Linked DNA regions of Mus musculus: regions 1 and 2 are each linked to region 3. A link is a loop called in an ENCODE intact Hi-C map of the cell type or tissue named here. Cell type or tissue: heart. All regions are shown on one strand.

Region 1 (8,000 bases), 61 kb before region 3:
TCGAGATTCCAGAGCTCAGCCTCACGAGTACCACAAACAGCCCCAGCACCACGAGACTTGTACACACAGACCCCTGAGGGACTGATTCTTCTCTTTATTGGTTTCTTTGCCTCATAGATGTTTTACTGAACAGCGCAGGGTGCCGGAGCCTATTCTAACATGGCACTGTGCACTATGAACACACAGACACCCATAAGGCAAAGCCCAGTCCTGTTCATGAGCAAAGTTCTGAAGCTTTGTTCAGTGGCTAACCAATGGGAGGTTACAGAAGAGCCTTTGTGCTTTGTTACTCTCTTATATTATATAGGCATTTTACAGAAAAAAACAACAAACCAGCACATGTCCTATGGAAAGAAAAACTTAAGACAATGTCCTTTCAACTTTTAGAGTAAACATGGTTTCAAAGAGGGACGATGAATGAGGCAGGCCGTGACTTTTAAAAGGTCATCCTGGTAAATGTTAAGTTTCCACTGGAAAAAGATTATGAAACAGACACAGGCTGCTAAGTCCTTCCACGCCAGCCTGAAGCCTCCCGTGCAGTGCATCCTAGCTCTGCACTTACTCCAATCACAACGGAAGCTGCTTCATGCTAGTACATTTATATTCTTTTTTATTTTGCTTTGGCTTTTGGTGGTGGTGGCTCTTGTTTTTGAAGATGGTTTCTCTGTGTAGCCCTGGCTGTATTGGAACTCACTTTGTAGACCAGGCTGGCCTTGAACTCAGAGATAAGCCTGCCTGTGCCTCCTGAGTGCCAGGATCAGAGGTGTGCACCAGCATGCCTGACTTTTGCTTTGGTTTTTACATGCTGGTGATAGAGCTCTGGACCATGTACACTCTCCACAAATGCTCAACACTCATCTACTCCCACCCAACAGTTATTGAGCTTTTAGATGTACTGTAAGGAGAACGACAGAATTCTCACTAGCCACCTGCCACGTTACTTCACAGCTGCCCTGGTACATGCCCAGCCACCACAGACTCTCCTACTTCTCTGAGCAGCTGCCCTTTACCGAGTTCACTAATTACTGACCAGTGGACATCATCCACTTTCTGGACTTTAAAGTACCTTTAATTTTCACTACAGATCCAAAAGCAGGCAAAGAATAACCTCTAAGGAGTGTCTTAAGATTTACAGTCAACAGCACAGATTACAAAACAGAGAAAACATGCTCAGAACACACAGGCTATGTTTATAGTCTATGAATTGGGTATTACAAAATACAGGTAAATTTTAAACTTTCTGAGTGAAGGCAGACAGATCAAAGGCCAAATGGAAAACAGGAGACCACACAAGATATTCCACTCCCAAGCTAAGCAGTCCCAGGAAGCCCCCAAGTGAGGTCACTTGCTGCCAGTGGCACTTTCCTGTGACCCAGGAAAGAACACTTTTTAAAAGCAACAGGAGGGCGGATGCTCCATTCTTCTGCTTTGATTGTTTTCTGATCATGGGCTAGGTGGCCTCTTTTCACTTCTAGGAAATTCCCTTAAAGGAAGAGCTCGTGATCCTTAAAGCTGCCAGCTCTCCTCCACCACCTCCTGTAGCAGCAGTGAAATCAGTCCCCTCATGCTGGCCTGAACACAGCAATCCACACAAAGGCCTGCCGTGCAGCCTACACAAAATGGGAGAGAGGAGCACACAGCAAACACACAGGTGCACTAGCCAGGGAGGAAACCACAGCACAGGGGCACAGCACTGTGCTGTGTTATTCACGGCTACACACATACATACACACACACACACTTACTTTATCTCTGAAAAATGGGGTCTTACTTTTGCATTAAGCAGTTACATTCTTATATATTTTACAGAATTACTTTAAAACGGGTGGGCGGGGAGATAAGGAGAGAAAAGAGCACAAGTGTCCTCCATCCCCAGCAAAGGTAGAGTTCGAGGCTCTCCCCACCTACATGGCCTATTCCAACATGCCTTCCAAAGGGCTCTGACTCAGAACCTCAGCAAACCCCTCCACATAAGTTCCCATCTTAGTGGACTCCCACCCTACAAATGAAGAGATCGCAGCACTGATCCACAAAGCCCCTTACATTTAGCAGCCGATCCCAAGGAAGAAAAGCATCCATATTTTGTTAACGTTCAGTCCAACGTGAGAATGCTACAGTCCAAGATCAGCCAAAGAGCTCTAATAAAAACACATCGATTCACATTGGCCAGGCCAAAACGGTCTGCTATAGTGTGCTCAAACACCCTCGCCATGTCCACCCCTCTGCCCAACAGTTTCCATTTCCAAAGAAGGAAGCAAGTAAGTGCTCCTAGTGAGAGCTGATTCTGTGCACTGGGCCAACTTCAGAACGAACGAGCAGGATCTTTCCCGCATGGGCTAAGAAGTGGGGCAAGCTCGAGTCTGCCATGCAGGGCCATAGCCAGGGCTACCCATTAAAGTCTGCCAGAAAATAGTCTTCAATTCCAGGAGGTGACTACCTGCTATGGCCAACATAAAGACCCAAGTTCAAATCCCCAGCATCTACAAGAAAAGTGAGAAACAGCTCTGCTCACCTGTGACCCCAGCACTGGGGGCAGAGACTGGAAGATCCTAGAGATTTGGTGGCCAGGCAGCCTAGAGAAAGTAATGTGCACCTGTTTGCTGACAGACCCTGTCTCAAGGCAACAAGGCCAACAGAGGCCTCCATGTGCCCACACACTGACATGCCTGCACCACACTCAGGACACACACAAACATAAATTAAATGTAAAGAATACTTAAAATTGCAAAGGACCTCACTTTGTGTAAAAACATCCCAAGAATGTCACAAGGCATGTGGCCGTGAGGCCTTGGGAAGAACAGTGCAAAAGAACGCTTTAGTGCATCTTCATCTGAGAAAGCACGTGAATTGCCTCCCCTTGTCAATCACTGTCAGGGCCAATGACATGCTTGTCCCTTCCTTGGGGTCCACCCGACTGTGACAATCGGCTTATCAATCATACGCCATAAGCGCTTTAGCCACTCCCTCCCCACAAGACACACATGGATGCTTGCCTCTCCCAGAAGACACCTCTCCAGGGGCAGACACCTCACTTCTTCTGAAGTGCCCCAGGTCTTGAACTGGGCCACCCATTGACCCACATACTGCAGGGAACAGCCTGAACAGCATTCACAATGAAGACTCCACAGCACTGTTCCTCACTGTACGGATGTCTAATAGCACAAGCAGGCGATGAGTCTGCCTTGCCTCCTTTAGCCCTGGCATGCTAGTATGTAAAACAGCACCCAGAAGAGGGAGGGAGACAGAAAACAGCTTCCTAGGTGCTGCTGTGGGGAGGAAGAAACAAATGGATACCTTCAGAACAATCTAATCAATAATTCATAACAAAAAATGTAAAGCAGTGTGCACACTCCCGAGGATATTCTGGACATAGTTTAAGAAAAATCCTACTGGACATAAAACTCTAAAAACAAAGACTAAATGTCCCAAGTTGTTGACATTTAATAAATATGTCCAGGAACCCAGTGCCCAATTAATTAGTTAAAGTATAAGTAGTTAGGCATAGAAGTTTCTCTCTAACAGATGGTATAACAGGCTTCAAAGGGGAAAGGAAATTAAACTCTAAAGTTGGCTCTCTATGGCTACTCTAACAAACATCAGACCAAAAGAAAGATGCGCGTGGAGGGCCAGCATCAGCTGTCTCTTCCTTAGAACAACAAAACCAGAACAGCCAGGCAGCAGGGCCTCCCCACACTGTGCACCCCCTCTGCTGAGCTCCATTCCCAGGCCAGAGCAGGATATAAAAAGCCTGGCCTCGTGCCAGCTGCCAAGACCACACACACCCAGTATTTTTAACTTAAGGAGGCCTAAGGATCAGGCCACCAGGAGGGCACCAGGAATGTACACAGAAGCTTAGCAACCTCCAGCCAGGATGGCGGTCTGCAGCCGAGCTCTGCAGCGGAGCTCTTTCCCAGCTCCCTGCTTGATTCCGGACCTGCTCTAACAGTGGCAGAGCTGTGAGAGACAGCATCTTGAAAGCTGATAAGAGTGAGTAGATGGTTCACGCTGAAAGAGCACGCAGGGTTTCAAAGACCATATGCAAAGCTCTGTAAACAGCAGCAGGAATGCTAAATACTGGCCGGCAGGCCGGCAGGCCGGGGAAGCTGGACTCTTTATTTTTCATTCCTGACACAGAAGGATACAAAGTTGACTTGTTATAATTGCTCTAACAGTTTGCTGTTGTTGTTTTTAGTTTCACACTGGTCTTGGCACTGGGCCACACATACAGATACTATGAAGCTGTGCCTGTAGATAAAATTCCTGATTGCCCTACTACAGTTAACTTATTTTCTGGGTTGCTTAATAAGTATGAATCAGAAGGTTCTTTTTCCATTCTGTTCTCTATTGCTAAAAATTGCATTAAACACAAACTTTAGTAAAAAAAAAAAAAAAAAAAAACCTTTTGCCTGTGATACATGCCATTCTGTCTTTCTCTGAGGAGTGAGGCTAGCCATATCTGTTAGATTGTTAGTATCAATTATGAAAACATGATTATCTTCCAATAGGAGTAGGTGGAGACCAGCAAGGCAGGGCTTCAATCAAGGAGCCTGCAGCTTCCAGCATCAGGGAGAGCATCAGCAGGCAGCAGGCAGAGCTGCAGCCCTGAGGGTCTACTCCCACCACAGAGAGTATCCTCTGGGCCCAGCCTGTGGCCCTTGCCTTCCTGTGGTGCTGCTCTGCTAACCCTTGTCCCAGTTCACCTTAAAACTGTCCCTTCCCACCATCCCTCACAGCAGCCCCCCTCACAGGCACTCAGCAACCCTAGCCTGGCCTCCTGTGGATGGGCAGAGAACCCACTGGCCTAGAGGCTGTCCTCCCAGCCCTACCCTGCACACCCGAGGGAGCAATCACTCTGAAAGCACTGCCTCAGTACCACGAACTTTCTCCTGGCTAATCTACACAGAGACAGCCCCACCTCACACAGCTCCTCAGGCCAGGGCCCTGCCAACAATCGACCCCGCAGATACTTATCTCCTGAAGTCCCCTCTGGTCTTAATGCACACACTTCTGGAGCCAGAGTGTTACCAGGTGGCACACTGAAACCCAAACATGTAGACAACAGTTTGTAAGAGAAGCTCTTACTAAAAATGTCTCTACAGGTTTCCATAAACAGATCAAGGCTCCTGTTTATAACTATGTATGGACCCCCACGGAAGGAACAATGAAAAGGTAAAAGTCTAAATCTGTGAGGGCAGAGAAAACATGAGCTGGGGTAGCAGCAGGCAAGAGGTCAAAGAATTTTTGGAAGGAGAAAAGCAGAGAGACAAGCGATAATTAATGTTTTAATTTGTTCTAGGTGAGAGGATAAGAAGCAAGCTAATTAAAGCACGAAACCCCAAAGACTCAGGAATCAGGGTGGTGGGAGCTGGACAGAAAGACCTGCAATGAGGAACACAGAGCCCCCTTCCCTGTCCTCACCTCAGGCAGAGGAGGACTGCCATCTGGAGGGCCAGCAGGAGAGGAGCCATGGAAACAGTGTGGCGGGGAGGGACACAGCAGACCCCCCTCTCTGAGAGCAATGGATACCTTAGTGGGAGAAGCATGCAGACAACACAAGAGGGGCCTCAAAGAAAATGGCTCAACTCCCACTCCGTCATCTAGTCCACCAGGGCAACTGGTCAACCAAGGACACAGAACTTTCTCTTTGAAAGTAGAACCTTACAGTCACCGGTTTCTAAAGCTGTGTAAAGGCAGATGAACTGCTGTCTTCCTGAAATGATGATATCAGAAAAGTTTGTGAAGAAAAACAAGTCTATACATAGTGAAACTGTGAAAAAGAAAAAAGTAAATACAGCCCCTAACAGGACGGAGGGGAGATTAACAATACCTGCCAAGAAATAGGGGGAAAGATAAACAGGTGACGAGTGGGGGATAATGTGAAAGTAAGGAGTTAATTAACCCAGGGTTAACCAATAAAACTTCCAAGGGTCACAAAGGAAACTATGATGTGACATTAGCAAAGAAAATACCCACTCACCTGCCAACCACACACACACACACACACACACACACACACACACACACACACACGGTTAACATTAGATGAGTCTAGAAAAACAAGCGGGAAAAGACAAATTTCAATTCAACACATCTGAAGTCTCCAGAGAAGGAAAAAGGAAGGCAACATACAAAGGACGAAGGCCTGGACACCTCCACAGACGCCCTGCGGGACACACAGACGGGGAGATAGAGGCTTCAGGGTAGATTATTGCCAACCTCCACATCTATGTGCTCAAGCAAAGCCACCTGACCCTCTGATACTGGGGACACTGGGGACACTGATCCCCACCACCACCACGCCTTTCAAAGAAGCTTCTCCAGGGGTGTGCCCCCCAAAAAAGGGACACACAAAACCCATGCATGGCTCTCAGTGGACAAAGGACTTAAAAAACTAAGAAAGGACTTGGATGCCACCTACTCACAGACACACAGGATGCCAGCACCGTCCGTGAACCCACTGGTCGAGTGGCCCAGGAGAAGTCCACTCCACTTGCTGATATACCACAAGAAACTAAGTTAATTGAGTTTGTCCCTGCTGCCATAGGCTGTATTAGTTCTGGATTCCGAAGTACAGACAGCAGCTTTCAGATCCTCAAAGAACAAAGAGATGCTCACCATGACCATGAGAAACGTTCTCCTCTGTCCAACTGACTGGCCCCACCACACTCAAGGGGCTTGGAGCTGGGCTGCAGCCGGTGCCTACATCTGAAGTGATGACACTATCATCAAGGCCAGCAAACAGGAAGCTGAGCCTGTGGAACACACGGACAGCCTTGAGTCCTACACAGCTGGACTCACATGAACACTGATGGCTGAATTACGTGACAGAAATGGCAGAGAAGGCAAGAGGAAGAAAGGGAACCTGGTGCCAAAAAGAGGACGTTTTCCCTCATACTGGAGTTTCTTTGTATATTTCCACAACATTTACCTCATCTTAAACGCCAGCCCAAACTGGAGAGCACTGACAGCACGCTCTGGGCGCTGCCTTAGATTTCTGTCAGGGTCCCATTGCCCAATGCGAAACTCATCAGCACTGAAGCCCATAGTGTTAAGTGGGAATTCTCTGCTTGACTGTCATAGAGGCACCATGGCTCTCTGACGCAGGCCCAGTTCAACATCATTTCTCAGGTGGAAGAAAATGAGGTCAATAGAAGCCATGTGTTACTTTTGAAATGTCCTCTGAGGAAAACAACTTTAACAGACGCACATTTCTGATCTGTGGAGGTGGGATTTTCTCTACTCTGGAACCTAGTGCTGCTTCTAAATGTGGAAGGACAGTATCTCGTCTTAAAAATATAAATAGAATAAATTTAACTTTACTCAACTGAGTTATTGAGATCAATTTTAGATGATTTCCCCCACCCCGGCTTACTCCCTGAGCTGATGCAGGAAAGCACCAGACCAGGATACAAATGAAAGGGGAACATGGGGAAGGAGGGCGAGACTCAGAAACCGGTGCAGAAGTCTGTAAGAAAAAAGAACGGAAAAGACAAGAAAAGAAAAGCCTAAAAACCTTTAAAGGCTGATGAAACTTGAAACAGCTTGCTTCTCACGCAGACCTAGAACAAGCCTCTCTGACAAGACCAGGGTCTAATGGGACCTATTCTTAGACCATGTGCCCATGCAGTAGCTGCTCCCAGGGCACAGTCACTAACTGCACCCAACACCAGCGCATTGCACTCAGGTGCATAGGTGCAGGTCTGTTCCTCTAAGGGTGCCTGTAGCTCCTCCACATTACCAATAAATATCTGGTGATAACTGTGTTAACAAGCCTCAAAGACCTCAATACTTTCTCAATCTAATGAGCCAAAAGTAACACCGTATTGATAGTAACAGGAGACAGTAGGAGGGTCCACCTTCATGTGTGCAAACTAACACCTCCCAGGGCCCCTGCCTACCCAACCAAGTGAGTGTCTGGCCCTCTTAGGCAACTCAGTGGGAGAGCAGGACCACACCTGTGCTCACTCTCACAACTCAGTTTCTCTCATTCTTTGCCTCAC
Region 2 (8,000 bases), 120 kb before region 3:
GTAACGATTTCCTCAGGAGAAGGCTGCTGTCCTCCTGGATTCCCAGAGCCCAGCATAACGAGCAGCAGCCAGGTAAGTGGCTGGCATGGGTTCTTGGGGCTCACACCCCAACACCAAAATAAAGAGCATGAGGACAAACACACAGAGTGAAGCACAACTTGGCTCATGTCCAGGAATACACATCCCGTTAGCAGCTACACTGCCTAGGAGCAACGTGCTACTAGACACAGTTTGCTGTCTGCTACTGTATTAAAGAAAAAAGACGACCGTGAAAAGATGTACTAAAAATAAACTGGAAGCCGAGGAAGAAGACTGCAGAGATCAGCAATGGCGGCCCTGAAGGACACCAGGTCCCCAAGTCTACAAAGCAACAATCAAAGCCTGCAAAGAACCTACTAACTCATTAGATCAAACTATCAACCTTTTCATTTTAATTATGCTTTAGATGGGCCATTGGCATGGTTTAGCGGTTAAAGTAACTTGTTCTGAAGAGTAATGACTTAAGTTCCATCCCTGAAACCCACAGAGAGAGCAGACTCCACAAAGCTATACTCCGATCTCTACGTGTGATCTCTACCACATTCACGCCACAGATCACAAACACATCAGACACACAACAATGATGTTTTAATAACAAATTGAAAGGTCTGAGGAACAAGCTGAGGGACTCAAACGGAATATCTCACACTGGGAATCACATGACTCAGCTCCTCCAATTGAGGAGGACATAACAAAACAAGAAAAAAAGAAGGGCGAAAGAGGCAGAGGGAAATAACCAGAAATGTACAATGTAAAAACTATTGGCCGGCGGCTGCAGAGTTGTTGGTTCAGCCATTAAAAGCACTGGCTGATTTTGCATAGAACTGGGTTCAGTTCTAAGCAGCCATGGCAGCTTCTAACTACCTACCTGTGACTCTGTGAGCATCGGGCTTGCACATGGTAGACATACACAAATGTGTCTCAAGGACATAAGATAAAAATAAAAAATCTTTCTAAAAGGTGTTTGGAGTTTATTTTCAGACAACAGGATGGGCTAGAGTGTAACAGAATTACAATGTATGAGCCCTGGGTTCAGTTCAGGGAGGAAGATGGGGGAAGGATGGACTAAGAAAATACAAGATGTAGGATGTAGATGAATGGAGACCACCTAAGTGGGCAATGCTGAGTAGCTCAGTCATGTCTCCTGTTTGTCACTGAATTCTTCCATGTATCCTGCTCCAAAATTCCTCTAGCTCATAGAAAGATCGCATGACCAAAGAAAGCCCAATGGATTTTTACTGATCCTAAAGCCAGTCCAATTTTTAGCTTCAGTTAAAACCATGTTCTCTTAAAAATGATATATAAAAGTATTGATGTTTTTACACACACACTAACACATGTACACATGCATATCAATGAATTCAAAGGATATGTGCTCCAAACACTAGTTAGTTTCTCTGAATTCAAGGGAACAATTCTTTTCCAGATTTAGATACCCACGAGGAAAGGTAGGCAGGCCAGTGTGGCCCACAGTGCTTCTTCCTGATGAGTTTCAATAATATTCACAGTGGCGTTCTCACACAGACATCTGCCATCAGCAAGTGGCAGCTGACTACTGGACAGGCTGAGGGGACATCTGTCCGTGAGACCTGTGGAGAGGGTGAGACCCGGAGGCTGACAGCACTGCGAGCTGGTGCCTCGTCCATGCCTTCCGGAAACAGCAGTGTCTGAGTGAGAAGGGAGCATGTGGAGGCCTAAAGTCACATTCTCTGCCCAGAGGCAGCTCGGGAGCTGAGGACTGGGAGGACCAAAGCAACTAGCAAGCAGTGTGTGCTTGGTTGATTGGTTGGTTTTGGTTTTCTGAGACAGGGTTTCTCTGTGTAGCCCTGACTGGCTTTGAACTCATTCTGCAGACCAGGCTGGCCTTGAACTCACAGATATCCATCCACCTTGCCTCAACCTCCACCACCTGGCAGCATTCCAGGTTTTTAATAATCAACTCATTTAAAAACAAAAACAAACAAACAAACAAAAAACTCACAAAGCTGTAGTCCTTCCTTCTCTGGGTACCCAACAGGGAAAGGTAGCCCATGTTAATATTTACACAGCATCCAAATTTGCTACCCCCCAAAAAATATTTTCTTCATCTATAAAGCCTGGCACTCTGCTTGGCAAAAGCTAACTATCCAGTTAGTGTCGATTATCTTTTTAAATTTAAAACTGACTGAAGAATTAGAATCGAAATATTAATTCATCAGCTAGGACACGACTCATAGCCATGATGTTGATGTGCTGTCACACTCCTCGTGTGCCAGGAAGTTTCTGGTCATTTTATTCCTTCAGTGAATTGGCCTTCACACTGACCCATGAGATAGATCCGAGAGGCTGTTTCTCAGGGTCTACAAAATACAGGTCCTAACACCAGTGACACATGGGCATTCAAACGTCTTCTATAAATTGCTGTCATACTTGCTGAGAACCTAAGGACCTTTCCTGTAGTCATGTGGATTGCTCAAAATACCTAATGCAATATCAATGCTACATAAATAGCTACATCATAACACATAAGAAGTGGTGGCAAGAAAAAATTGTCCACATTCCTCCTGCTCCATGCACAGCACCTAAGGGGACACACCCAGCAGGGCTGCACTCAGTAGACAGGCGAGGCCCTCCCTCCCAGAGGACGCTGTGGCCTTCACCAAAGGCCTACATTCCTGACTTTGGAGCAAATGACACTGAACCCTACCCTGAAGTTGGAGCTGATTTTGTATGGCACCTTATATGGTCACAGGGTTAGGAGTTACAGACTTTATCAGATCCTCAAACCGGTTTACTGGGGAAAACTATCAACATAGTATCAACAGGCGAATTCATCAGAAAAAGCATATAATTTCCCTGAGATTTATAAAAGCAGATTGATTATGAATAACTGAACTTAACATTATAATCTTTATAAAATAACGGAAATAAAAATAAAATTACTAAGGACTCCTCAAACACTGTTAGTGTCTGATTTAAATGCACAGTAGTAGCTCTAGCTCCCGATTAACTCTAGTCTGAATAGCTGTCTCCACTGAACACCTTGTCATTGCGCACGTGCTTAATTAGAGGACTACTATGAGGCACGTAAGAGCCTGATAGCAACCTACTCTAAGAAAATGGATGAAACCCACAGACTACATAAACAGAACCTTTGTTTGCCAAGGAGAGAGAACTGCAGGCTTTCCAACTAATTTCTAAGAATTGCACAGTGCCATCTGTAAAAGTTGTCTGACTCCTCAGAAATGCTGACGGAGTAAAAGCTACAAGAACCAAAAAGGTGACATGGGAAGACTCCACTGGTGACATACTTGCCTTGCATGAGGACCTGAGTTCAGTCCCTAGCACCCACTTCAGAGCTGGCTGTGGTGATGCATTCCTGCAATCCCAGACATGGGAGGTGGCTCCCAGAGTGTCCCTGGCAGTCAGCACGGCCTAATCTGTGAGCCCCAGATTCCAGTAAGAGAAACATTACAAAAATTATGAGGCCAGCTGGTGAGAAAGGATGTGGAGGTTGCCCTCGAACCAGCCAGGCCAGCCTACTATGAAAGAGATTCTCAGATGAGGTAGACTGTGTTCCTGAGTAAGACTGAGGAACTGAAGGAAACTAGACAGAGGACCAAGAAGAAGAAGCAAGAGAAAAAGTCTTGTACTGCTGGGTCTCCTCACACCAAAATCTCTCCAAATTAAGACACAAAACAGATCCTGGTGAGTGTTTACCAGGCGTGTGATAATAACTGGGCCCTTTAAAGGAATGTTGGAAGGGAGCCTGTGAAGGCTGGCCTGTAGGCTCCTCCCTCACTGTGGCTTGTGTGTTAAGGGTGCAAGAGACATTGGGCATGTAGCATACACCTTCAATTTCAGCATCCAAGAGGCAGAGGCAGGGGGGCTCTGCTGACTTAAGAGACCATGCTACACAATGTGTTCGAAAGCAGCCAAGGCTGAACAAGAAGGAGGAGGATTAGAAAGAGGAGGAGAAGGGGGAGGGGAGGGAAGAGGGGGTAAGGGGAGGGGGAGGGAGAGAGAGGGGGGAAGATGATGAGGAGGAGGAGAAAAGAAAAGAATGTGAGAGGGTTTTTTAAAAAAAAAAATCACACTGAAGAGAACTTGGATCCAGGCACCCTCATCTTTACTGATCTGTGGAAGCTAGGCCATATACATCACTTGTAAGAATTAACAGAAAGTCTAGCTTGCTTAAGGATTGTTTTCTCTCTCTCTCTCTCTCTCTCTCTCTCTCTCTCTCTCTCTCTCTCTCTCTGTCTCTGTCTCTCTGTGTGTGTGTGTGTGTGTTCATATTCTGTCTAAGGGTTCCTATAGTTAAAAGAACTAAATTTCTACTTGGGTAAAAGGAGAAATGTCTAGCAATGTGAGATTTACCATGAATTACATTTAATTAAATATGAGAATCACTGTTGTGAAGCAAGGATATATCCAACATACTTGGCAACTAGTAAAATAGTCAAGTCCAGAGTCCTGAGGTCCTTGCTACATCAGAACTGTCAGAATTCCCATCCTGTGGTCCGGGAATTTAACAAGTTACTTCAAAATCTAGGGTAGTCTACAGTGGTTCCCAAGGAGGGTTCTCACTGGGGAATTTTACAGATAGGAAAATTATTAGGTCATGCCCCAAATTATTGAATCAGAACCTCCAAGAGTGGGTGTCCAACAATCTGTGCTCTAAACACCAGATCTGGAAGCAAAGGGAAAGACTGTCACCGATGGCCTCTAGGCTTGACCATCTGCCCATCTCTGGAGCACAATGTGTCTCCACAGTATAAATAGCAATGAGAGAGACGGGGAGCCCATTAGATTAAAGCACAGCTGCAGTCAATCCGAACTCCAGGCATTGCCTCAGTGTGGCGTCCCAGTGTTACAGGAACAGATTACCGTACCGGAACTGTGTTCCATGACTGGAAGGCACCAGTTAGCTGTGTACAGGAGAGGCTCTCAAACTTGGATGTACACTCTGATTTCTAGTAGAGCTAAAGACTGACACTAAAGTCCTCCACAGACTACAGCTGGGATAGAGAACTTGCTAAGTAAATCCCCCGCTGTCAACAGTTCTCATGTCAATGGCCCTTCCCTCCCTCTGCGTTTTATGAATCCTTACTGTCGCCTGTCCAACGGACTCTCTGCCTCCTACTGCTTTCACCAAGTTAATCCAGAGAATGAACAGAGTCCCCACCTCATACTCCAAGTTTTGGGGGAAAATCAGTCTGCAAATGAGTTAGTCCTGTTGTTATCCCCTTTAGTATGTGTGGTGGTTGTGGTGGTGGGGACCATAACCTACACTAGGAAAGCCCAGTAATGGTGCTGTTGTGAGCATTTATGAATTTGCTTCAACTGAAACAATACATGCACAGCTTGCTACTCTACAGAACTGTCTTTCATCAAAATGACTGAGAAGGAAGAACTTTTAGTTTGTTCGTTACTTTTCTGTGTGCGGTGTTTTGCCTACATACATGCTTGTCTGTTTTGCCTGGTAGCCATGGAGGCCAGCAGAGAGAGGGCAATGGGTCTCTATAATGAGTTATAGCCTCAAAGAGGGTACTGGGATCCTGAAACTGGAACTACTGAATCAGTCACTTATTTGTCTCTAAATTGAGTCTCCTTTTCAAACTCTAACATACTAAAATGAGCACTTTAAATTCAAATGAAAACTGCTAAAAGTAGTGAAAAGAAAAATGGGGGAACCCCAATTTTCTCGCCTCAGCATATAAGCATCAAGAGAAGAGAAGGCCATAAAATACAAGGGCTTTGATGACTGTGCCCCTCCTCAGGCTCTCCCCACTTTTCCAACAGACCCAGCACTCTACAAAGCAGATGCTCATGGGAGGCCTGGGAGACACTCCAGCCCAGAGCACACTCCAGTGCTCCAGCCTACAGAGTCCAGGCAGGAACCCACCCTCTCCCACCTTTCTGAAGGAAATTAAGTGTTCAAGCAGACATTACTATGTCATTACTCAGTCTCTGATTGGATTTCCCTTTTGATCCTCATTCTAAAAAGAAATAAAATCTTTTGAAAATGTTAAACATGGAAATACAGTATTATCAAATTATAATCCAGTACACTCCAAAATGTAGAGGTTAACTACTAACTTTGACAATAAAGGTCACAAATGCTGATGTGAAACCATTAAATTATCTTCGAAATAACTATAGATGAAAAAAATCCACAATGGCTTAAGGAATTAGAATGGCAGCCCATAGAGATGCAATATTGTGAATTATAAATCCAGATTCTGCTAAATGATGCTACCTTAGAGCAATGTCATACAATAGATTAGGTTTCATTTTATAGACTCTGGAGAAATATGTGTTAATACATCATACAGTTGATACATGTTCAGAATTCCAAGTGGCTTTTGCCTTAAATTCTGAAAACGCTGATTCTGAGATGACACATTTATTAAGAGATGGTCCATCTGAGATGCCTTGGCAGATGGCGCTGATGATGCTCTGACATATGTATCCATTACAATGCAACAATATTTTAGACATTACTCATAGAACATGTTACAGATATTTCTCAACAATCCCACAGTTATAAAGGATCTAACAACACGTTAAAGGCAATGCTCACAGAAGAGAAGAAGGAGACGGGATCTCCCAGAGATAGATTACACAGTGCCTCATTAACTTCAAAGCTTTTGAATGCTAATGAACAAAACCCAACAGCTACTGAGAGACCCTGGATTATGGAAAAGCCTGCTACACTAAATCAGCCATTTTACTAAGGATGTCCTGACCTGAGAATGGAAGGATGTGTGCCACACTAGGGAAGAGGTTTTGTATTTATTTCCACAGGAAAAGAAATGCTTTGACATGGGGATTTGACAGGTGAAGACTCCCTGAAGATCCTGACTGCAGATATGAAAGACATCAAGAACAACAAAACATGTACCTGGTATTGTTGATTCTTCTACATGCGAACAGCTCCGAGAATGGCTGAGACATTAAAATGTCTCCAGCCAGACTTCATCTATGTACAGCCAATACATTATGTTGGCTACAGCAATCTCAGGACTTATGCCAGCCTTTCAATTGACATAGATAAAAAATTCTATTACAGTTTGGTTATACGGTACATACTAACTTATAAAGAAAGACAGGTGCCTTACCTGCTTAAACAGAGAACAGGAAGTCATCTTTAATTGATCATTGATCACATATGTTATTGTAGAAATGTATGTTACTTTGTGAAAGTTTATATGTTTATAGACACCAATGAATTTAAAGAGGCCTAAACAAGATTCATCCTTGGGGATAGTGAAAGGATGCTGGGATGCTGGGATGCTGGGATGCTGGGATGCTGAGAGGCTGAGATGCTGGGATGCTGAGACACATTTATTCCAGCATCCTGCTCAATCCTACCTGAGATAGTCTCAATTCTGTTTCCTCAAACCTCTGCACCAGGACAATTTCTAAATGGCTAGCTTTGTTATCCAGCATCACGGACTGTTCCAGTCAGGAATTCATTTAAGCCCTGAACTTTCTTAGCTTGCAAAGACTCGACAGCAAACGCTACAGCTAGCTTTCTTAATCAACATCTCAAGTTTCCTAGGACCTCCAACTCCCTCTCCCCAATTTTAAGAAAGCAATGCCCATATTCCTAAGAGCTGGGGGTGGTTTTGGGTCACTCAATGGATGATGGATGTTTGTCATAGTTTAAGGGGGGTGGTTAAAGTTGTAATGGTCTTGGGCAGGGATGATACAAAATAAAGAAGTTGAATTCAGGGATTTCTTTTTCTTTCTTCTATCCTTCTTTCTCTCCTATCTAGTGTTAGGAAGAAAGGGGGAAGAAGAAATGAAGATAAAAAAGGGGGTATAGGGATGATAGGAAAAAAGGGTAGATTACTCAATCTACTTTTAGACCAAAGAACATTAACAAGCAAAATCTTTTTATATTTGGTATGGATTTTGCATATTAATACAGATAATTGTTATATGTTGTTACAATATACTATGTTATGTTTCAACTC
Region 3 (8,000 bases):
ACACATACAAAGTAATGAGCGCACACACAGCAAGCTTGTACATACAACAAACCTGCATGCACAGCGAGCTTGCATCCACAGCTCCAAGGGTGCATCCACAGCAAGCACGTAGCATGCTTTTCCCGGGCCACAGAGAACCACAGAAGCCTCTTGGAAAAGAGCACTCCTCTGAAAAGGCACACACAGGCCACAATGCCCCAGTTCCAAAACTTCCTATGGCCCCTTAAGTAAAAATAGTTCTGCTATAGTGCCATAAAAATTTCAAAACATCTATTTTGTAAATGTAAATATTACACAAAAAATTAATGGGATTCTTATTAATATTCATTTTCAGCTTTCCATAAATCTGTTGTTTTAAGTAACACACAGCAGTTCTATCAAACATAAATATCACATTTACAAAATCAAAGTGGCATGAGTCACAAAATAAGGCTCAGAACACAGGGCTCCAGGACCTGGGCAGCAACAAGCAACAGCTGGACACAGCAATAGCAAAAAAAAAAAAAAAAAACCAGCAATAGGCCAATAGGCCAATAGGCCACCTCCCTAAACCTGCCGAGACCCAAGTGCATCTGCGCTGCTCCCAGAACAAGCTGGGAAATTTCATAGACCCAGTAAAATTTTAAGTCACCGCTGCTGGGAAAATACAGGGTTAAATAATAGAAAGGATCCTGTTCTAGGTTTGCCGATGGTGACAGTAACATTGGTGTGCAGCCTAGGGAATCGATGCCGCTGCCCTATCAGAAGTCACCTTTGCACATACACCAGCCCAAGTTATAAAGGAATATATGCTCCCTTAATAAGAGAAACAGAACTGAAAACACCACCCCCGTTACACTGATTTCTTTATAAGGTGACTGTGTGCTGTGCGGTAAGATTACTAAACCTTCCCGCAGCTAGTCCTGTATTTTTCAAATTAGTTCTCAGAGCAGAATTACTGGTATTCTCGGAGCACACTGAAGACGTTGCTCTCTCGGCTTCAGTGAGGAAGCAGGATATTGGTTAGAGTGCATTGGTTAATGTGTCCAAGCGTGCTCTGGGTTATACCCATATCCAGGACACATTTCTCACACGATGCGATGCGGACAAAAATACAGTGACCAAAAGCCTGGCCAAAAATGCATCCTTAACTACAGACAGACAAAACCAAAAGGAAAACAGGAGAAAGGTTATTTCCAGTTAGAATAAAGGGAAGAGCATATGCCAGGAATAAATCTGACTTAATATTAATGTGAGTTTAATTTTCTACTCGCTGTCTTAAAACTATTATAAAAATAGTCAAAATTAAGTAATAGAAAAAAATCAAGGTACCTAACATAACTGATTTTGAGTTACAAATATTTTCATCCCATACAACAGAACACACAAACACACACACATCCTACATTTTTTATATGGGGGGGGGGTGTTTTTATTTCTTAAATAATAGGCCTTTTTGTATGAGCCATGGCTACTAAATTCACCCAACCAGATAACAGTCATCTATACCTAGGCAAATATACAAATGTAGGCCATCGTGGCATCTTGATAAGATCTGAAGTACCAAGCAACCTAAGGTTTGTGGAAGAGGGGATGGACTGACCTTATAAGACACTATATCTTAGCTTCATTTTAAGAAATAAGGAAGAATCCTGGGGCTTCCTGCCTTGTAACCCTAAACTAGCTTACACTTTACTATATCTATAAACTAAAAATAAAATAACATACACAGAATTCAAGACAAATGTATACTTACTAAAAGTTTACATATGTGAGCAGTCCTTAGGACTCCTTTTGAGACTGGCTCTATCTAAATACTTACATTTAAAAAAAAAATCATAAACTGGCTTATTTCAATCTTTAAAAGACCTCTTTCAACAACAGGCAGGTTTTATTCCCAGTAACAAAAAAATAAAAAATAATAAAAAAAAATTGCCATCCAACACAAACCATTTGCCTAAAATCAAAAATGAAACTAAATGTATTAAAAGCCAAAAACAGATTTATTTTTCCATTATTTAATATGACTTTGTAATTTATGACCTATAGCCTGGCATAACTTAATAATGTGGACAAGTGGCTACCTAACACAGCTATCATAACAAATACTAAATAATACTGTCCTTCCAAAAGCAAAACAAAAGGAAAAAAAATAAAAGTATGAAAAGAAACAATCTACATGTTACCGGTAAGGTAACTAAGAAATCTGTGAATTGAGGTCATATGTCTGCCCTTTTTTTCTCTGAGATAAAAAAAGCTATTCCCAAGGGCCACCGAGGCTATAATGGATACACTCTCATTCCAAGAAAACAAAAAATACTTACAATGATTGGTACCATTAAGAAATAACCCTCTAAAGTAACAAGAACCTACAACTGCTTCTAGCTTCCTCCCTTTATAGCTTACAAAGATGAGAAGTTTTAATTATTACATGGACTTCTCTTTCTGTGGGTCGAAGACAAAAATTGAAACCCCAAGTTTTCCATCTAGAACAGGGAAATGTTTTTTATCAAAGTAGAACTCCGTGAGCCATGTAGACTTGGAAGCAGCAGATATCAGGTGCCAAGTCAACCAGGTCTCTCCTCAAGTCCACAGTTAATTAATTGTAAAGCACACCTCCTTAAAACAAATGAGCTAAATTAAAAACAAATGAACAAACAAACAAACCACTGCTACTCCCTTCTAATAGATCAGAAAACATCACAGCATTAAGATGTGAATAGAAGAAAAATTATTTGGAAGACACAGTACCCAGTAGAACTTGCCTTAAATATTCTTGCTCTAATTCAAAAGCAGTTTGAATAAAGCTCACATTACTTAGCCTAACAAAATAGGAGGAAAAAAAAAAAAAAAACAGTATGGGGGGGGGGCATTTCTATATGCTACAAATCAAAAAAAGACATGTGCTTTAGCATTTCAAAGAAATATTCATTGCCTCTTTTGGTCAATTGTTCTCTACAAAAATTCGTTTTGTTTCACAGGTTTTGGAACACACCAGTTGTAAGTAACACTCCTCGTCCACATGACCATCTTAAAATGGTCGCAATTATGAGAACACAAATCACTAAAAATGCATAGCTTTATTCTGGCTCTAAGCTAATTAAGAATCACCAATTATATAGCTTTCTTCTGATTTTTAGATAATTAAATATCAGTAAGAAATGTTATAGCATTTCAGAATACTGAAATCTTAATGCATTAAACTGTAAACTGGTAGGATTAAAATATATTCAATTAGATCTGTAAAAAGCAGACTTTTATAAAAAAGCTTGACGAAGCCCAAACTGGTCCAATCTTTGCATTAATTATTTCCCAATGCTCCTATTTTCAGTCCACAATTAAAGCCCACAATAAATGTAATGTTCATATTGTAAGATTTGTCATCGAAGACCCAAGTTTTATAAATGCCTAATACTGGACAACAGCATGTTTCTCTGTATTCAATCCTTTATTACTAACTATGATTCATAACAATTTAAGCTCTAAATAGTATTCAATCTTCCATGTGCTTGGAATAGAGTTCAGTTATTATTTGTGTCAGGAATTTTTGTGACTGTACTGCTCCGCACTTCTATTTACATCAGCAGTGCTAAATGCCCAATGGTGAGAGGGGAGCCAATCAGATGGCAGATTAGATGTCAACTCAGAGGCAGCTGTCTGGAGACTATTACAGCCAGTTTACCTCCACAATTCAAATTCCAAACCTTGCAAAGGAGAGATCAAGTCAGTCTTTAGGCTCAGCCTACTAGCAAGAAACAGCCAGAGCGCAAGACACTTCCTAACAACGCTGTTGGACTTGGGAGACAGCAAAATCAAGAAAATCCACTCAAATACGATCCACAACGACCCATTTTCTCTGGCCTACTACCTTACTAGGTTTGCTGAATAAAAAAGGAAAACCTAACCCATGATCAAAATAAGTTCCATCGATCCGGAATCTATTCCTTCAACATCGCCTCCCGGTTGAAGGTGACTCCTTCCAAGGAGCCCTTAGCCCCATAATGGATCTCTCCCCAGCTATTCTTAGGAACGAATCGATGTTATTTTACAATATTTCGCCTCCGCCCGTTGTAAATCTGGGTCTTATTCTTGCTGGTAAACATCCAAACTCCACCAGCCACGGCTGTCACAAAGCTAACCTCGGTTTTTGGGTTTTTTTTTTTTTTTTTTTTTGGTTTTTTTTTTCCCCCTGCCTCCTCCTCGCAAGGGGAATGGGAAACCGACCGAGGCCCGAAGAGAGAAAGTTCCTCTCTCCCCGCGCCCACTCAGGGCACACCGTGGGCGCCGGCGGAGTCAAGCCGGGCCCCGGAGCCCGCTGCCCCGAGAGCCCTCCCCGGGCGGGCGCGGCCTGGGGCACCGAGGTCCCGTCCCGGGCCTGGCACGGGAGCGCAGCGCGCAGCAAGGGCGCGGGACACCCCGGCTCCCCAGCCCCGCCAGCTCCGGCCCCGGCCCGGCGGCGCCGCGCCCCCGCCACCCCCGCCAACCGCCGGGAAAAGTACCCGGCGAAGAAAGAAAGTCGGGCTCGCGGCGCGAGGCCCGGGCGGAAGCAGGCCCGGCCGGGCGCGGGGGTTACCTGGGATCTGCCCATGGTCGGTCCGGGGGTGCCGGGGCTCATCGCCGGGTGACTCCTTTGTTGCGCGGCCGCCCAGGCCGGGCTGGCAGCGGCGTACTGGGCGCCTAGGTCCTTGCCCAAGCCCATGCCCGCGGCCGCCTGCTGGCCACCCGCCGCCGCCCCCGCCGCCGCCTGGGACTGGGGCTGCGACGGCGGCGGCGGCGCGCTGGAGCTGCTGTAGTCGGGGTAGCTACCGCCGTAGCTCCTCATCATGGGGCTGGGTGAGGTGAGCAGCTGGTTGAGGGTCGGTGTAGCCCCCGACGGGTGCTGGTTCTGGCCGGCGAAGCGCTGGAAGCCCCCCGCCGCCGCCGCCGCGCCGGCGGCCGCCTTGCTGAGGCTCGCGGCCCCGCCGCCCCCGGGGCCCATCATCATGCCGCCGCCCTGCTGCCGCGGGGAGCTCAGCACCCCGTACCCCGAGGACGAGCTCCCATAGCCGCCGCCACCGCCTCCTCCTGCTGCTGCTGCTGCTGCCGCCGCCGCCGCGGCCGCCGCCGCCACAGCTCCGGCTCCTGCTGCCGCTGCCGCTGCTCCTCCTGCTCCTCCTGCTCCTCCTCCTCCTCCACCTCCTCCGCTGCCTCCTCCTCCTCCGCCGCCGCCGCCGCCGCCGCCCGCGCCGGGCCGGCTGTAGCCCGGATAATGGTTGTACTGGCTGTTGGGGTACCCTTCGTGGGAGTTCTGCAGGGGGTCCATGCTGCTGGGGGCCCCGGCGGCGGCAGAGGCGGAGTGCATCATCCCCATCCCGGGGCTTTGTTGTCCGCCATGTTGATCAAAGCAAGGCCCAGCGCGGCCGCCGGGGCCGCCGCTAGCAGGGGCAGCGCTGCCATAGTAATTATTAAACTCCGAGACGGCCGCTGGGCCGCCGCCGCCCCCGGGCACGGCGACCGGCGCGGGCTGCTGCTGCGCGCCCAGGCCCGGGTGCTCATAGCGGCTGCCCGCCGGCTCCCCCATCTTGGGCGGCGCGTCGTCCTCGTCGCCCGGTTTGCTCAGCAGAGGCTGGCCCTGCGGGTCAGCCTGATTGCCCGCGACACTGTCCTTGGCGCCTCCATGTTGCGGCTGCTCCATGTCCGGGCCGGGCTGAGGCGCGCCGCCGCCCGCACCGCCCAGGCTGTTGTTGGCAGTGGGATGCTGCTGCTGCGGCGGTGGCGGCGGCTGCTGCTGCTGTGGCTGCGGCGGCTGCGGCTGCTGGAACTGGTTTAGCTGCTGCTGTAGTGCGTGGTGGTGGTGGAGGTGGTGGAGGTGGTGGGCATGGTGGTGGTGGTGGTGGTGGGCATGGTGGTGGTGGTGCTGCTGATGGGGCGGTGCAGCGGGGGCCTCGCCAACGGCTTTCAGTTTGTGGTTGGGGAGCAGCCCGGTCTCCATGGTCGAGCCGGGGCCCGCCGAGGAGGAAGAGGCCGCGACGGCGGCGGAGGAGGACAGCGCGGCGGCGCTTCCACCCTCCTTGAGAGCCGCCTCGGAGCGGCCGCTCTGCGCGCTGTTGGAGCTGGCGGCCGCCGCGGCGCTCGCGCTATGGGCCATGTTCAGGTCGTGACGGGGGTGCAGGGGGTGGTGGTGCACATTATTCAGGCCGCCGTCGCCGCCCCCCAGGATGGGGCCCGGAGCCGCCACCGCGCCGCGCGCGCCCGTCTCCAGGTCCCGGGCCCCGGGCGCCGGCCGCGGCCCCGAGGGCGCCCGCCGCTCGCCGCTGCCCGCCCGCGCCCGCGCCGCCGCTGCTGCCCGCGCGGCCATGATCGCCGCGGCGTGGCGCGGCCGGGCGGGGTGGGGGGAGACAATGTCCCCACTCGCAGCCGGCCGCCCCTCCTGCGCGCATCCACGCGGCCCGCGGGGAAGCGCGGTGCCCTCCCCACCCCACCCCCCGCAGCCCCGGGCCGCCCGCCGGGGGCGCGCCTTTGCGCTCGGGGGCTCGCGCCCGCTACGGCCTGAACGGGCGGAAAGTTTTTTAGTTCCGCTTGCAATGAAACTTTTCTCTCTCCCTCCCTCACTCTCGCTCGCTCTCTCTCTCTCTCTTTTTCCCCCCTCTCTAACCCGGATATGGGGGGGGGGGGGAAATGCACGACTTGCCTGAGCCTAATCGGGCCCAGCGCGGCGTGAGGGAGCCGAGCGAGCCGGAGCAACTATTATCCGCTTCTCTCCGAGGGCTGCTGCGCACTCGCAAAACGCGGACTGGACTCGGCCCCGGGCGCCGCCGCTGAGCGCACGTTCGCCCGCCAGCTCGCCCCGCTCACCCGGCTGGTCTCGCCCGGCCTGGCGCGGAGGGCCCGGCCCGGGGGAGCGAGGGGAGGGGGGGGGGAACCGGCTGCCGGCGCTCGGGGCCCGAAGCTGCTCGGTCCCCTCGTGCCTCCGGTCTCCCTGCCAACCCGCGCGCGGCCCTGTGTTTGTTTTCACGTCTAAAGGGAGCGGTACGAAGGTGGAAAACGAGTCTGAAGAGCAGACAAAAGAGGGAGAAGGGGCTGGGAAGCAAAGTTGTCTGTTGGGCCTCAGAGGTGGCGAGGAGCCGGTGGAGAAGAGAAACACTCAGGCAGGCCGGGCAAAAGCACTCGGTCTCTCTCAGGAGTTATGTAATTTTTCACAACCTTGGCCTCTGCGCCTGAATTTCAGGCCATCGGCTTAATTCCCACAACTTCATCCAACTGAGAAATTATGAAAGACTTAAGTGAAGGTTAAGCAGCAAAGACTGCTGTGCCGTGTACACAGCAGGCACTCAATAATTGCTTATGATTCACCACTCCGATCTAAGGTGGTGTTTATATAACTCTTTTTAAAGGCACCGGAAGTAGGTATGAAAACTCCTAGCGTTCCCCATGGAGTATTTTTCTTATAATGCGTTTGGGTGTCCTCGAGTGTGTAGTGTTAGCTCCACACAGCATTCAGGGGACGTTTAACCATTGGTGCAAAACCAGTGCCGGCTAAGGTTTATCTTGGGTCTTCATAAATCTAAGGACGACTTTCATCATATTTCAGAGGTTAATGTGTGCAATTAACCCTCTTGATATGAGTTCACTTCTAAGTAATGGGAAACAAAACCAAATAGATGTATTTAATAAACATAAAATCAATAATAATGCAAACAGTCTAATCCCAAAGCAGAAATATGCAGTACTTGCCCAGTTTTTAAAAGGTGCCTATTGTTTTAGCAGAATAATGTTTTACACATTATTATCATGGAGTAACTAATCTCTGACTGCCTCTGGTATCCAGACTTCTTTACCTAAGCAACAGCTCAGTTATGCTAGAGTGGACTGATTTGTGTGAGAGAACGCATTTGAAACCAAAGCTTCCCAGAGGTCAGGCTGAAGGAATATGCTAGATTCCGGTGCACTGTACTTTTCCAAAATCATTCTTTAGCCGCTTGAAAAAACTATTTTAGCTTATGTCAATTGCCTTGGTTGTGTGCTAGGCCAAGTGTAAATAT

What was found. Peaks named below come from ENCODE experiments on the same cell type or tissue, not always from the same donor. Only the 100,000 strongest peaks of a DNase experiment are listed, where the experiment ranks them.
Region 1: a loop joins it to region 3, with 2.1 times the contacts of the local background. A loop is called at or near these places in 6 of 42 quality-filtered maps.
Region 2: a loop joins it to region 3, with 2.3 times the contacts of the local background. A loop is called at or near these places in 2 of 42 quality-filtered maps.

Annotation. Positions count from the first base shown.
Region 1 is chr17:5,054,345-5,062,344 of GRCm38, reverse strand. The region is part of intron 2 of Arid1b (AT rich interactive domain 1B (SWI-like)); the gene reads right to left. Among named protein-coding and RNA genes, the nearest start is that of Arid1b, 63 kb to the right of the region's middle. In heart, CTCF peaks have their summits at 3,820 and 5,453 (motif pointing left); a DNase peak (open chromatin) is centred at 3,784; H3K4me3 peaks cover 1,252 bases; H3K27ac peaks cover 899 bases; H3K27me3 peaks cover 302 bases.
Region 2 is chr17:5,112,990-5,120,989 of GRCm38, reverse strand. All of the region lies in intron 3 of Arid1b (AT rich interactive domain 1B (SWI-like)), which reads right to left. Among named protein-coding and RNA genes, the nearest start is that of Gm34854, 110 kb to the left of the region's middle. In heart, a CTCF peak has its summit at 4,870; a DNase peak (open chromatin) is centred at 4,839; H3K27ac peaks cover 406 bases.
Region 3 is chr17:4,993,045-5,001,044 of GRCm38, reverse strand. It overlaps Arid1b (AT rich interactive domain 1B (SWI-like)), which reads right to left and starts at 5,971. Exons shown (of 20, transcript NM_001085355.1): 1 at 4,553-5,971. The coding sequence starts at 5,950. In heart, CTCF peaks have their summits at 4,665 (motif pointing left) and 7,379; DNase peaks (open chromatin) are centred at 5,164, 6,174, 6,784, 7,094 and 2 weaker places; H3K4me3 peaks cover 4,784 bases; H3K27ac peaks cover 4,216 bases.